Linked DNA regions of Homo sapiens: region 2 is linked to region 1. A link is a loop called in an ENCODE intact Hi-C map of the cell type or tissue named here. Cell type or tissue: Caco-2. All regions are shown on one strand. Each heading gives the region's core, and the rest is flanking DNA. Links, peaks and the distances in the headings are about the cores only.

Region 1 (8,212 bases), core at 1,133-6,132:
AGATGATACAATGGAGCAAAAACAGTCTTTTCCACAAACAGTGCTAGGACAATTAGACATTCACATGCAAAAAAAAAAAAAAAAAAAAAAGAAAAGAATCTAGACATAGACCTTACACCTTTCACAAAAATTAGGATGGATTACATATGTAAATACTGTAAATGCAAAACTATTATAAAAAATATACAGAAAACTCTTAAACTCCACAACAAGAAAATTAAAAACACAATTTAAAAAGAGCCAAGATCTTGACACCTCACCAAAGAAGATATATGGATGGCAAATAAACATATGAAAATATGTTCCACGTTATATGTCATAAGAGAAATGCAAACTGAAACAACAATGAGAAACCACTACACATCTACTAGAATGGCCAAAATCCAGAACACTAACACAAAATGCTGGTGAAGATGTGAAGCAGTGGAAACTCTCAGTCATTCCTGATGATATGGTACATCCATTTCTGTCTCAGTCATTGCTGGTGATATGGTAGAGCCAATTTGAAGACAGTTTGGTGGTTTCTTACAAAACTAAACATACTCTTAGCATACAACCCAGCAGTCATGCTTCTTGGTATTCATCCAAAGGAGTTGGAAACATATGTTCACAAAGTCCTGCACATGGATGTTTATAGCAGCTTTCTTCATAATTACCCAAATTTGGAAGCAACAAAGATGTCCTGCGGTAGGTAAATGGATAAATAAATGTAATACATACAGACAATGGAATGTTATTCACTAAAAAGAAATGAGCTATCAGGCTGGGCGTGCTGGCTCACACCTGTAATCTCAGCACTGTGGGAGGCTGAGGCAGGCGGATCACGAGCTCAGGAGATCGAGATCAGCCTGGCTAACACAGTGAAACCCCTCCAACCAAAAATACAAAAAATTAGCCGGGTGTGGTGGCATACACCTGTAGTCCCAACTACTCGGGAGGCTGAGGCAGGAGAATCACTTGAACCCAGGAGGTGGAGGTTGCAGTGCGCGGAGATTGCGCCACTGCACTCCAGCCTGGACGATAGAGCAAAACTCTGTCTCAAAAAAAAAAAGAAAAAAAAAAAAAGGAAAGAAAAGAAAAGAAATTAGCTCTCAAGCCATGAAAAGACAAAGAGGTAGCTTAAATGCACATTACTTAGTAAAAGAAGCCAATCTGAAAAGGCTATATACCATACGATTTCAAAATATGGCATTCTGGAAAAAACAAAACTATGGATATAGTAAAAAGTGGTTTCCAAGAGTTAAGGAGGCAGGAGGGAAGAAGAGTTGAAGCACAGAAAATTTTTAGGGAAGTGAAACTATTTTGTATGATGCTACAATAGTGGCTACATGTCATTATTCATTTGTCAAAATCCATAGAATGCATACTACCCAAAGTGAACCCTGAAATAAACTATGGATGTTAATGGATAATGATGTGTCAATGTAGTTTCATCAGTTGTAAAAAGTATACCACTCTGGTGTGGTATGGGAGGTTCAACATAAATCCATTTAAGTGGAAATAGTGAGCAGGTGAAGGAGAATGACTGTAACAGGACCATTATTATTTTTTAAAAAATTCCGTGGAGTCTCGGTGACAAAATAAGAAATTAAGCAGAGCTCCTCAAACTCCATTATACTTCTCTTTCCCCTTAAACACTACCTATTTCTGACAAGAGTCATGGATATAGGTTTCTTTTGTTTGTAAAAATTTTAATGTACTCCTTCAGTTATATTAAAGAATAGTTCAAAGGAGGATTTTAAAATTTCTTCTTGCGGAGGAAGTTGTGTAGACAGCTCAACAAGAATCTGAGTAAAAACTATTTGAAAAAGTTTTCTAAAATAAAAATAATGAAATGTTTTTGTCATCTTTGCTACAAGAACTGAAACTCATGAGAATAGAAAAATTAGAAAAGGGCCATAATATGTTTTGACAATAACAGAGAGCCGTCTAATAGCTCTCAAAATTAAATACACTAGAAAGAATTATAAAATTTAGGCCTTTGTTTTAATTTAAAAATGCAACTCCAGCGAATCAATACAAATATTATTTTTTCTTAATATAATGTATTTATAGACTCCTTTGCTTTTTGTGGTCACGGAGAAAGTATAACAAATGGAAAATTTGGTTGCTTAGTACAATTTCAAGATCAATCTCTCTCCAAGGTCAAATGGAAGACTCTAAAACTCCCAGAAGGGATTCTCTGAGACTCTTCCAGACAACATGCCTGATGAATGAGGTTGGATTCAGTGGAGATTCAACAGAACTTTCAAAAGGGAAATGGAGAGTAAGGATTTCATTAATCATTCAACTAGACTCTGAAATGAGGCCAAAGAAGCTCTAAGACTAGTCAGGACTCAGCTTTAGATTTTGGAAAGCTTTAAGAACGTTGCCATAAAATATCAAATATTTTAAGTAAATAATGCCTTGCTGCCACCAACACTACCACTATCACAAATTTGGAATAATTAGCTATTAGTTTATGGCAATTCTGGGGTGAATAGAGAAAGGCATCTAATAATCTATACAATATTCTATATCTTCCCATGCTCTTTTCAAAGCCTTAATAACATTCATTTATTCATTCAGTATTTATAGAGTGATAGCTTTGTAATGTGGAAAATATTAGAAATAGTTAGACCTTATCTTTTTTCTTAAAAATTCCCAACTAATCAAAGTAGACAAATAACAAAAATGACTACCATAAAATGATTAAAATAATAAATAATTATAAACAGAGAGACAGGATTGATTAAATCTTTTGGAGAAAAATAACCTATGTGTATATGGGAAGAAGATCCCAAATAAGATGGGATAGAATGTTAGCAAGTATAGAATTTGGAGGTTTAGGGTAACAAAAAAAATAATATATTTTGTTGAATATTGGAGTTAAGGAAAGAGATGAACTGTATTTTAAAAAGGGATATATTTTAGTGCTAAGGAGCAATTTTGAGAATCTCATATCAAATGACTAAAATAAAATAAAATATAAAGCTGTCTACTGATTGTAATAGAAAAAGGAAATTAGATTTATGTTTAGAGGGACATAGGCATGATTTTAAGCCATATACAATGGAATCTACAGACCATAGAAACATGGACCAAAAAAAAAAAAAAAAAAATCTGTGTGTGAACAAAAAGATTACTGAGTAGGATGAAAGATACCACATGAAACCAAGGAATTAGAACAGATACAATAAATGTTAGATTTTTACCAGTGCTGAGGATCAGAAGCCTCACCACGCTAAGTGTTTGCTAAAATATGAATGAATTAGGAGCAGTAATGAGCACATTACCAAATTGACTGACTATAGAACTCATCCTGGGAGAGAAGGGGTTGAATGAGAGAGAAGAGGAAGCAAGACCAGGGTGAGGTCAAGTAACTTAGAGATCATAATCAAGACAGAGATAGCTGTAGTTGGTCAAAAGGATGGGGAGAAATGAGAATCCAGGTGTTTATATGCAGAGAAATGCATTGCAGAGCTAAGAGGTTAGTTTCAAGTATAGCTTTTTCATTCAATAGTTCAGACATTGAGGATGATTATCTGTGCAGCCAAGATAATCAAATATGTTGATGATTAAATCACTGAAGGTAACAAAGACTGGGGCTGAAAGAATAAAAAAGGGTATAGCACTGATTCACTGAAGATTGTGAAGTGCTTTAATGGGAGTCAGTAGCCATTTGTAACCATCAATCTAAGGCAGAAAATTTATTCATTTATTTTACAAATACTTATTGCTTACTCTGTTCCTGGCAGACTTTCTCTAGTAAACAACATATAAGAAGTCCTGGCTCTCAAAGAACATACATTCTAATTGGAGAGACAAAATAAATAGTTAAGCAAACACAATAATACATCAAGTGGTGATAAGAACTAAGGAGAAAAAAACAGGGTTGTAATATTGTAATATTACATGAGCTTAGGGAAAGACTAAAATAGGTGATAACATTTGACATGGGAGCCGAGACCTGACAGAAGAAAGAAGAAAGAAAGACATGTTGATATCTGTATGAGGAGTGTTTCAAACAATGAAGAAAGCAAGTCATAAATCCTGGAGGCAAAGACATGATTGGAATGTATGAGGGACAATAAGGAGGCACATGTGACTCAGAAAGGCAAATATGCACAGAGTCTAGAATGTGGGGGCAAAGTTCGAGATTAAAGTAAGGAGAAAACAGGAGGAAGAAGATATTGAGCTTTTTAAGCCAAGATAACAGCTTTGGATTTGAGTGGAATAGAAACTTGGCAGTCTAAATAGTAGACTGCAGGACGAGAAAGAGTGAAACTAGAAAGAATAGTTAGGAAAGTAACTTAATAATCCATTGGACAATTTTGCTGCCCTGGGCTAGGGTGGAGTGAAAAGCCTGATGAAGGCTGGAAGCTAGATAAAGATTACAGAGGAATTGGATGTCGGGGGGGGGGGGGGGTGGTGTTGGGGGGAGACAGAGGGAAAGTAGAAAGCATCAATGTTGACCCTAAGGTTTTTGACCCAAATAACTGGAAGAATACAATTGCAACTGAGTTGACAAATACTGGGGAATGGACAAGTTTGAGGGTAGAAGAAAATCAATAATTCATTTTTGGTCATTTGAAGTTTGAGATATGACCAGGATGGCCTTAAAATTCCCCTCAAGTTGACTAAATTTTGGACACGTTTCTTCCTGACTATAGGCTCATAGCGTTTCTTTTTAAAGAGCACTAATTTTAGATAACTTGCAAGAGAAAACTGTTTCTGCCCTCTTGAGATCCAAATCTTCCACATCCCAGAAATATTCCTCCCAAGCTGCTAGAAGCAATCCCTTTGACATGTAATCACTAAGAAAAATGGCACTTCTAGGTTTATCCATGTTATTCCAAATGTCAGAATTTTGTTTATTATTATGGCTGAGTAGTATTACATTGTTTACATACATACCACATTTTTTAATAATCCATTCATTCATTGATTGACATTTAGGTTGATTCCCTATCTTGGCTATTTTGAATAGCGCTGCAGTAAACATGGGAGCACAGACATCTCTTTGACATACTGATTTTATTTCCTTTCGATGTAAACCCAGTAGTTGGATTATTGTATCATATGGTAGTTCTATTTTTAGTATTTTGAGGAACTTACACACTGTTGTTCATAACGGCTATACTAATTTACATTCCCATTAACAGTGTATATAAAAGTTCTCTTTCCCCATATCCTCACTAGCATTTGTTGTCTTTTTATATTATGTGAAATAAAGCAAGTACAAAAGGACAAATACCACATTATCTCACTTATATGTGGAATATAAAGAAGTTGATCACACAGAAGTAGAGAGTAGAATAGTGGTCACCAGAGGTGGGGGAGATGGGGAGAGGTTGGTCAATGGGTACAAAATTCCAGTTAGATAGGAGAAATAATTTCTGGTGTCCTATTGCAAAGTAAGGGACTACAGTAAAGAATAATGTATTATATACTTCAAAATAGCTAGAAAAAAGGATTTTGAATTTTCTCACCACAAAGATATGACAAGTGTTAGAGGTGATGGATATGCTAATTACCTTGATTTGATGATTACACAATGTATACATGTATTGAAACATTACAGTTTCTTAAATGTACCATAAGTATGTATATGACTATAGGCATATATGTATACACATACACATACACATATATATGTATATACAAACACACACACGCAATTATTACATGTCAGTTGAAACCAAAATAAAACTTTAAAAGAAGAAAGCAAGCAAGCACCTGTATTTCTTAGTCTCTGTGGGAGGGGAGGAGTCTAACTTCAATAAGCACCAATTGCAAAAAATGATGTACTAATCACCTGGATCAACCTTTCCCCTGATGTCAGTTTTCCACTGTTCTTCCATTAGCTCACTTCTGTGATTGAAACTCTCTCACCTTTTGTTTTATCAGAGTTGAGTTCAATCTTTTTCCTTTATTGCAATAGTCTTGAATAAAGTCTTCATTTCCCATTTAACTTATCTGGTGCAATTTTTCATTTACAGATGCATATTGGATATCTAAATAGAGATATCAAGAAATGAAGATATGCATTTCCAGTTCCAGAGAGAAATTCACACTGGAAATATAAATTTAGGAATTTTAAAGTTAGTGGTCACATTTAAAGCTGCAGAATACAAAGAGATCACCTGTGTGAGAGAACTGAGTCCTGAAACATACCCGTGTTTAAAGATCTGGGAGGTGCAGAGGAATTATCAAAGGAGGCTGAGAAGGAGCAGCCAGTGAGGTGTGTAGAAAAACAAGGTTGGTATTATGAAGGTGAAGTAAAGAAGTTGTTTCAAGTAATAACGTGTGAATAACGTGTGTGTAAATGACACTATTTGGTTAAATTGGAAGTCTAATAAATGACCACTAGACAATATAATACAGAGGATTTTTGTGCCCTTGCGAAGAGCAGCCCCCATGGCACAGCAAGAACACAAGCCTGAACAGAGTGGGTCCAAGAGGGAATGGGAAGAGGAGAAAGAAAAACTGTGACTGCAAAAACTCTTCTCTGTAGAGGAGAAAAGTGGGACAGAGACTATGTGAAGGGATATAGAATCAAGGGAAGATTTCTTCAAGATAGTTTGTGTTTATATACTAATAGAAACAGACCACTAGTGAAAAAAATGATGATGCAAGAGACAAAGTAAGCCATAGCAAGAGCATTGGCCTTGAGTACACTGAAGTGGATGGATTTAGTACTTAAATAGGTGGGTTTGCCTTGATATTCAGGTAAGGTATATGGATAATGATGTTGCTCTATACAGTGGTGGAAGCATGCAAGAATCTTCCTCTAGTTACTTCTACTTCCTCAATCAAAGGCAATGGAAACATAAAATAAAATAATTTCCCATGGGACTGGATAAGTGAAAATGAAGAGGGATGACGGAGCCACACTAAGGCCCCCTTAATGAGTGTGGTTATGAAATTAATGTGATCACAGCAAACATGTTATGCCTTTTGCCACCATTTGTGATTAGCTGCTATATTTCAGGAGCAAGATAGGAAAAGAGTTAGTTCTAAACAGGATTAAGGTTGGCCATGTGGCAATGATAGAAGGAATATTTTAATATTAGGCCATAGAAGCTAAGGAAAGTAAGGAAGAGAGTGAGGGCTTCAGTGAGACTCATGGTGATAAATTGCTAGCAGAAACGACTGACTAGAAGTGGTGTGGTTTTTGTTGTTATTTCTGTTGTTGTTGTTCTGTTTTTTTTTTATTTTTACAAACAGGAAAAGAGTTTTAGGAATCAGAGTACTCAAAAGAGGATAGAAGAATAGTATGTCATAGAGAACAGATGTGTTTGATGGGGTGATAAAAACTGGAAATTTTGGATTGGATAAAATTGTTACTAATGAAGTTTAGCCATGACCATGGTTGAGGTGGAACAGAGGTAAGATCACCAAAGATGGGGGCAAGAAATGGAGAGGACATGTATTGAAAGAAACACATATGTGGATATTGATGTCACTGAAAAATATGAGATACGTATTTATGGAAAAGAAACAGTTGGGAACTAAAATCTCTAAGGAATTGTCAGGCGCAATCAAAGGCTTGTGGATGACTGAGTAAAGGAGAGTTACTGGGCAATAAACATATTGGGTAGCGTGACCTTCAAAGGAACTGAGAGTTTTAGGGAAAAGGGATAGATCATCCCATGTCAAAAGCAGGGCACTCATCCTATCTCCTGACACAGAGGTACAAGACATATTAAAGAGATATGGCGGACATTTCTTCTGAGGAGTAATAGATGGCTTTGAGCAGAGAGTTGTGTTATAGCTTAAAACACGGAGTTGTTTAATGCTCTGTGAAATGTTAAAATTTAATATGGCACTTTGAAAGTTAGTAAATACAGGAAATATCCAAGGAACTGGTTTTAAAATGCAAATGCTTCTTAGGTGATCCAGGTGAACACTATAAGTGATGTTGTGTTGATCATATGTAACACTGCTTTAGTGTGATAAGAATGACACTTCACTTCAGTGGTCTTTCTCCCAAAAATCCATAGCCCCACTCTAATCATGAGAAAAACATCAAACAAACCTTGACTGAGGGATATTTTATGAAATATCTGACCAGTGCTTCTCAAAACTGTCAAGGTCATGAAAAACAACAACGAGGTCCAATAAATTGTCATAGTAGAGAGATGCTAAAGAAAGCATAATGACTAAGTGCATGGTATTCTGGGTGGGGTCCTAAGAGAAAAAGGACAATGAGAAAAAAATAACTAAATAA
Region 2 (8,212 bases), core at 1,036-6,035, 230 kb before region 1:
GCTTCTTTCTTCCCTCTCTTTAGTTAAAACCTCAGACTGTGTCACATCCTTCTTTTGAGTGTGACCAGCTCTCATTCACCAATGAGATTCACTTAAATTTGATTCACCAATTCAGATGACATAGTACCACTTCTCTCCCTTTAGAATATTTTTTAAAATTAAAAAACATAATAATAGAAATCCATCCCACCAAATAACACCTAGTCATCTTGGAAGTTTTTAATAGGGAGAGGAACACTTCCTTGGTAGGCTTAGGTTGATACTTTTCTGAATGCAAAATGATATTAAAAATGTGCAGCAGTGAGTATGGCATGGACACTTGACCTGTCAGAATGGATGCTGGCCAGTGTATGGTACTCAGGTATTCTTACTGGATATCCACCCTGCCTGGAAGCAGAGAATAGGCATGAAAATATTGAATGGCTCTTAGAAACTTCCAGGATTAGATAGCACCCATGTTTCTAGCTGGGGTTGTGGGGGATATCTCAGGTATCTGACTGTGCATCAGTGAAAAGATTTCTTCTGGCTCCAGCAAAAAAAGAAATCAGGTGCTGATGGTTGAGTGCATTACTTCATCCCCCTTCTTAGGTAATTACATCACTCTGTCTCTCATGTCTTGTGATGAGTTTGGCAGTTTCCTAAACTAAAAACTTCCTGTAATTAACCTACGCACTCTTGCCTGTTAAATTTTGACAACAATTTACTTTCTCTTCCAGGATTTGTCGTTATGACCAGTAAATTGGTAGGAAATACTGATATCAAAGGTCTCCCAGTAACCTCTTTTTTCCTTGGAAGTCATCGTGTGTTTTCTTTGGTATTTATCAGTATTTTGAAGTATAACTTAATAGTGTTTGTTAATGAGGGATATAACTGTTATCTCTTTATCTATAACTGTCCATTTCTAGTAATCTAGTAATCTTTTAAATCTTTTAAATCTACTAATCTTTTAAATCTAGTAATCTAGTAATCTTTTAAAAGATTCTTCGTGTTTTTTCAGTTAGCCCCTGTATTTCCTTTCCCCAATAAAACTGTTATTCCCACACACTCCTAGGTGTTTATTGTGAATAAATATTTTATTATGAATTTTATTTATCTTCATCTGTAAAAGGAAATACATATATATGTATGTATATATACATACATATGTACACACACACACACACACACATAATGGTATAGCCACTTGTTTATCTTTATTCTCTATCTTGTTAATAATTGTATAGGATTTGGCTAATTCATTTGAGCCTTAAAACTTGGTTTGCAAGGTCGTTTTCCTTTATAAAAGCATGTATAACTCACTACTTTCTGATTGATTCATTTTATAGAACATTTAATTTTATTGTTTAAATTTATTTTTAAGATATCTGTTTTTACTTTAAAAATAAGTTTTTCTTAACTTTAAGAACAAGAAAAAGGTAAAGATTTAAAGTGAATTCTTCATCAACATTTTTGAATGACTCTGTACTCTTTGACTCACCTCTGTGAGTTCCTCTTCATTCACTTTGGTTTCTAATTTCATGTTAGTAAGTGCTCTGCTCTCTCTGTGTGCTTCCTGTTTCATTTGAAGACTTCCTTATTCTGTCATTTCATCCTTATTTCAGAGCATGCCTTCCTGATGATTATGTGACAAGGGTGTGGGTGGAGGATAGTGGTGTTGGAGAGGGCAGGTTGGTTTCAGGCCAAGTGGTTGCCAAGGCATCCATTCTGCCAATCAAGGCAAGCTGAGTGCTTCGCTGCTTTCTTCTGGGTTGAACTGAAGCCTCCAGTACTATCACACACACCAGGTCCCTTCTCCATGTAATATACATAATATTGCTTTAGATAGCTTTGGCTAGGACAATGCTTACTTTTTCCATGAGTATGAACAGGAGAAGATCAAACCTTGCCAACTCTTTATCTGTGGATCACATTTCTACCTTAGTAGCTAATAATTTTTCCTTCTCCTCACAGATTTCTTGTGCAAGCCTTGTATGAACCACATAATCTGTGTCTGTCTCAATTTCTTATCTGCAAATGGAGCTAATAACATTGGCTGCTTTTCTCCTGAGATAGTCCTGAGGATTAATAAGCTGGCTTTCAAAAGCACAAGTGTCTAAGATGATAGGCCCTCCATAAATTCAAATTACTATTATTGCCATTCTCCTTACATACTGGCAGCTGAATAATACACTCGCATAAAATATTATATTTACATAGACCTTTACATTTTGAGAAGTATTTTGTAACATTAACTTAGACAAGCCTTTCTCTCTGCACAGTCTCAGCACCACTCTTCTGTGGATAAAAGATTTGTTAGGCATCCTTGGTGGATCTCTCTTTTTCATTGAGTCTTCATTGTTTTGCCAATTCAAGTTACTATTATTATTTTTTAGTCCTATTCTGTCTCTGATTTGAAGGAATTGTTCTACATCAAGTCTCCTTGTGGTGCATGGGATTTATTCTTTAGATTGAATTAATTAGAAAATATACAAGTAATTTTGGCTTATAAATTGATAACCCTGTAAAAATCTTGCCTTGTTAGAAAGCGACAGAAGAAATTATAGGCGAGGCTGAGATCTAAAAGGAGAGCTCCAGAATGGAGGCTTGGACCAGGGGCAGACCAGGAGCTTATCAAGATACAATTGAATAATCAAAGGGTGGAGCCTGGACAAAATGTTTACTTGTCTGGTAAGCCTTAAATGTTTACATTGGCCAATTGATCCCCTTTCATCTTCTCTTGCCCACTAGGAGACCAACATCCATTAAACTCTAGTTTTTGGCAGTCCTGTTCTGTTCATTGTTTATATCCTGGACTAGCATGATATGCTTGGCTCTTTATCCCTCTATGATCTCCCATGCTGTCTGTGGATCTGATGCCTAATTCTGGTTCAGAAAAGCCCCTGGGACTTTACTTAGGCACCAGTTTAGTGCCTGGTTTTCCCAGCTCCCATGAAAGGGGATAAAACATTGCTTTGATCAATATCTCTTTGGTAATGGTTTGCTTCTCTTTCCACTACTCTCCTCCATACCCACATATCACATGCCCTCAGGGATCTCCAGATGATATGGTCTTCTTGAGATTTCTTGCCAATACCCAGACATCAGACCCTCCTGTCATTCCCTTTACCACCTGGATTAGCCACTGTGGTAACTGGAGGCATTCTGCCCCCAGGCCTTTGCTGTTTAAGGGTTTCACCACCAGAGGGTGGTATTTTCCTCTTAGGATCATTGAAATTGTTCATGTTGAAATGGTTTTTATTACATAAAATATTTCTATAAATGAAGTAGCCTATTTTCTAGTGAACAATATAAGCCTGTATAATATAAAAATAAAAATAAAAACAATACATGGTAGATTTGGAAACATTTCTCCTAAAAGCCATGATACTAAGTCATGATAAATACGTGATTGAAACTTTTCTGTTTCACCTGAAATTGAGTTTATAAATCATGACTTTGAAATTTGAAGCTCAAATAGGGCTTCTTAAACTTTCCGTGATCTATGCAGAGTTTGTCTGAAATCTTTGTTCATCATGCAAGTATATTTTAGTTAGTTTTTGTCTGGAGGTGTTTGCAAAATAAGCCACACTCTCAGATAAATTCAGTCCAAGTTTATTGTGAGTAGGCGTACGAGAACATGTTCAGGCTTTACTAAATAGACAGGAGATCTTGATATCCATAATGTTAAAAGCTAAAGCCAGGACAACATGTAAAAATGCTCGAGAAAGAAAAACAAATAGTCACTAAGATTCCACAAAATTGTTATCTTGGCTAAGTTTATTTAACATACAAAAAACACAAAGCCATGTGATTCTTTACCCAGGAGGGGTCAAGAAATTGGTATCCAATAGAGATTCCAAGGGAATAGGCAAACACAGCAGCAGTTGAAAGGAAATCTGAAAAGAAGGGAGGGCTGGCCTTTGCTGCACATAGGCCTGGGAGGAGGGAAAATGGCAGTGCTGGGCCTGAGAGAAAATATTAACTGACTTGTTGACTTTAGGAAAATCTTAGATTCTCTTTAGTTTTTGTCAGAAATTCCAAATAGCCCAACTCTTTTCAAAGACCAGAATTTTAATTTTCAGCCAACATTGGGATGGACCTTTCTATTTGGACAAAAATAAACTTCTAGAAATCAGGGAATTTGAGTTCTGGTGGGGTGACCTGGTCACTCACTAGGTAAATGTTTATAGATAATTTGCAACTTCATCGTATGTCATTTTTCAAACTTACAAAAGACAATGACTAAAATTGACTGGTAGTAGTCAAATGTGTACCATAGAAAATTAGGGGTTTTGTGGGGTGACTTGAGAATGCTCTGTTGCAGTGAAAGTGAGTGGCTGCGAGGTGAAGTTTGTGGGCTTTGATCCTTTTACCTTTCAGCCAAAGGAACTTTGCTTTATTTATTTTTCAACCTTATTTTTTTAAGTTTTGGGGCATATTTCATTTGAGAAAACCGGTTCTCCATGCATGATAGATATATGTTTGGAACAATTTAAATGATCGCTAAGCTCTTTTTAATTCTAAAGATGTTTTTCTATGACAATTAATGATAATATATATTACATAGAGCACATACACACATGCATGCATACAGATATATACATTGTTTTATATATATATATAAAATGGGCCGGCCGCACCCGGCCCATTGTTATAAATTTATACACTATCTTTCTCCAGTGTGACTGGATGTACCTAATTACAAAAGTATATAGTCAATAAAACTGAAAGTTGGCTGGGCGCAGTGACTCACGCCTGTAATCCCAGCAGTTTGGGAGGCCGAGGTGGGCGGATCACAAGGTCAGGAGATTGAGACCATCCTGGCTAACACGGTGAAACCCCGTCTCTACTAAAAATACAAAAAATTAGCCGGGCGTGGTGGCGGGCGCCTGTAGTCCCAGCTACTCTGGAGGCTGAGGCAGGAGAATGGCGTGAACCCAGGAGGCGGAGCTTGCAGTGAGCCGAGATGGCGCCACTGCACTCCAGCCTGGGAGACAGCGAGAATCCATCTCAAAAAAATAAAATAAAATTTAAAAAAAACCTGAAAATTATTACCAATAAAAGCTAAGCCTTGGAAACTAAAGATAAAATCCTAAACCTCCCACAGATTGAACAAACCCTCATTTGGCCAAAGGGACCCCAGAGAAGTCTTGAAAACTGAGTTCCCAACCATGATGAGACAGGAGGTCAGAAACGCTTTGTTACACCCCATCCCTTTGCAGTTTAGACACGACAACTGACCAGTATTAATGTTAAAATAGAGATCACAAGACTGACAGAATGGACTCTTCATGGCAATAAGACAACCTAATTATAAACAGGACCTAAGGCCATGCCAGGCAAGGTTAAGTCACACACCCCTACACTTCAGGAATAAACTATGTTCTAGCTGCAACAAGTTTTTTCTTTTTTTCTAGCAGCTAAAGAAGCATTGGCCTCAAGATGAGCAGTATTAAAATAATGACAACACATCCAGCTCACAGAAGCTAACTGATCCCCTGTTCCACAAGCCATAACTACAGCTTTGATTTCAATAACATTCTCCTGATGAAAAAACCAACCATAGATTGCACACTTGTGTGCCTTTGTGTCCTAAAAAGACCTTTTGATGTATAGGGCCTAATTGTAGTACATTTAAATGTTATCTTTACCCCAAGGTAAACATGGGTCATATATACGAATATTTGCTCAATACGCATGTGTCAGGACCCCCTTCATGAATATTAACAGCTCCTCCTATAGACTGTTGAATACATATGTTACTTTAATTTATTCAACTTAAATTCCTGTCTAAACCCTCCTCCTTTGAAGTAGCTGTCTCTGGTCTTTGTCGGATGCTATGCTTTTCAGCCTGTGGAATGGCCACCTTGAAGGCTATAATCTTTTATGAGAAATAAAGTCTCCTTTCTAAGCTCATAAATCCTGTAGTTTTTAAAGTTAACAACTTCATGCAATAATAGCAAGGTACGGCGGGTTGGAAGAGGAGCATAATTATATTAAACAAACAAACAAGAAAAATCAGAGATGTGAGAACTTACTGCACACAAAACCCAGACCAAGTTTCCCTGATAATCAAGGTAAAACTTAAAGCATAGGGGATACTTGTTTTTTTTTAATAAGAGAAAACGTTAAGATTAGGAGGAAAAAAATTTTCCTATCCCCAGACTTTGAGAATATCTTATATGTGGCTTTATATGAAGGAAAATGTGTGACATAATGGGCAAGCTTTTTCTGATTAGAGGTTTACTAAAAATTTAGGCAAATTCCACATCTCATCTTTATGACGAGAAAAAATTCAAGGAAGTAGTGTTAAGCCATCACTCTATAAAGGCAATTTTGTTAGGAGGCTGAAGTAACATGCTCTATTTTTAAAACTGCCTTTTGATTGCAATTGATTTAGGCATAAAACTAGGAGAAGTGTGAGTTGTGAAAGGCTATCATATCCTCTTTTAGTATTGAGATGGCTTTTAATGGAAACTACATGGTAGGCAATTTTAAATTCTCATTACCAAGACGTAGTTGAAAGACAGCCTTTCCTTATTGTTGCAAGAAGACAGCAAAATGATGTTTTGCATGAATGTAAAATTCCTGAGATGGATTTGCTTAATAGCTTTTCACTGGATCTCTAATGGATGGGCCAAGAGGTTGAGGCTGAGCCAGCAGCTGAGTGAATCAGGTGTAAGCTTTTAAGGGTACCATGAAAGGAGCGAAGCCTCCTTAAGTGAGGCTCTTCACACATCTGCCATGGGGGCAGATTAAAATGCCTCTTCGTGTGTTTCTTTCTAATGAAAACTAGAAAGAACAAACACATCAGGGGAGTACTCCTTTGTGGTCATGTTTTCTATGTTTGGAGTGGAGTAGACAAGCTGGGCTCCCTGCCTTCTGACATCACTGATCTCTGTGTCAGAACCTGGCTTTCCTTTTAATTCTTTTCTTTTTATTGCTTAAAATTTTATTATCCAAGATTCTATAATCTAAAATTAGGATATAAAAAAAGCGGCAAAAACCCCTCAGAGCAGCATGGCTTCCCAAATTCTCTGCTTTTCAAATGGACTCCATCGTATTTGACAACTGAGTCAGATAACGGTGACAAGATAGGATGTGGGTAGTTCTGTGGTGGAAACCCCCTCATTTTACAGATGGAGACATGGAGGCTCCCAGCAAGTGAGGAGTCACCGCAGATCAGAGAACCGCTGGCCACAAACCTTACCTAAATTCCAGATCTTGCTGTTTCTGCTCTACCTTTCTAGCATATCCACAAAATTATTAAAATAGCAAATGTTTTCTTTAAACATGGCTTCTTAAAGGTGTGTGTGGGGGCGGGGGAATAAAGATGGCAGAGCCGGGGTTGGAGAACAGTGATGTCAGCTGTTTGCTTTCTGGCTCCTAAGGGTTTTACTTTGCCATTCATGAGACAAAAAAAAAAAAAAGAAGGAATAGAAAGAGGCCAAACTTCCCCAAGAGTCTGAGTTTACCTTCCTAATGACATGTTTATTTTTCCACATTTTACAAAGTGGGACATGGCCCTCTACAACCAGGCCTGCCTTCCTGAGCTTTGGGCATGGCAGTCATTCCCTTAGTTTAGCTACAGCTTTGACAGGGTGTCTCTTATAAGATCGTAGAAGCTGAATTCTGAAAAAGCTTGCATCACTTACCATTGTCTATAACAGGATGCAACTTAGATGAGAAATGAGAATTGAAAAACAAACACTAAGAGCAAAGTTGTGTCTCATGACCATCACCTCAACATAATTGTTTTCACTTCTTCAAAATTCCTTCCAAGTTTTATCTGTAATATATACATTTTTATACTGTAATCACAGTTTATATAAACTTTCAAGATTAGCTTTTGCACTTAGTCACATTATAAACAATTTCTCATGTTGTTAGAAACTTTGTAACCATTTTTTATAAAGGTGACATCATGCCCTAAGTTGATAGCTTATAATTTATTTAATTATTCATCCATTACCAAACATTTAGGTTATTTTCAGTTTATTTTTCTATTATATATGATTCTCTGATAAAGAGTTTTATAAACATAGCTGTCCCCTTCCTCTTATTTTCTTGAAGAAAATACTGATTACTGAGAAGGGCCAGAAGAGTTTTATGATATTATTGTATACCTTCTGGGGACAGATTCTATTTTGCGGGGCCTAAAGTTTATACCACTTGGCAACAGGGGCATCTTAAGAAAAATAATATGAAATTATAAACATAAATCGCTAGGGAA

The links. Hi-C counts contacts between places; a loop is a spot of excess contacts. Peaks named below come from ENCODE experiments on the same cell type or tissue, not always from the same donor. Only the 100,000 strongest peaks of a DNase experiment are listed, where the experiment ranks them.
Region 2: a loop joins it to region 1, with 7 times the contacts of the local background. A loop is called at or near these places in 2 of 110 quality-filtered maps.

Annotation. Positions count from the first base shown.
Region 1 is chr7:19,966,165-19,974,376 of GRCh38, reverse strand. MACC1-OT1 (MACC1 3' UTR overlapping transcript 1) reads left to right here. Exons shown (of 6, transcript NR_110114.1): 4 at 5,982-6,240. Among named protein-coding and RNA genes, the nearest start is that of MACC1-OT1, 170 kb to the left of the region's middle. In Caco-2, for the core only: no CTCF peak of the experiment used is centred there; a DNase peak (open chromatin) is centred at 4,106.
Region 2 is chr7:20,192,980-20,201,191 of GRCh38, reverse strand. The region is part of intron 1 of MACC1 (MET transcriptional regulator MACC1); the gene reads left to right. Among named protein-coding and RNA genes, the nearest start is that of MACC1, 20 kb to the left of the region's middle. RefSeq lists enhancers at 1,662-1,761, 1,792-1,841. In Caco-2, for the core only: a CTCF peak has its summit at 3,170 (motif pointing right); a DNase peak (open chromatin) is centred at 3,901.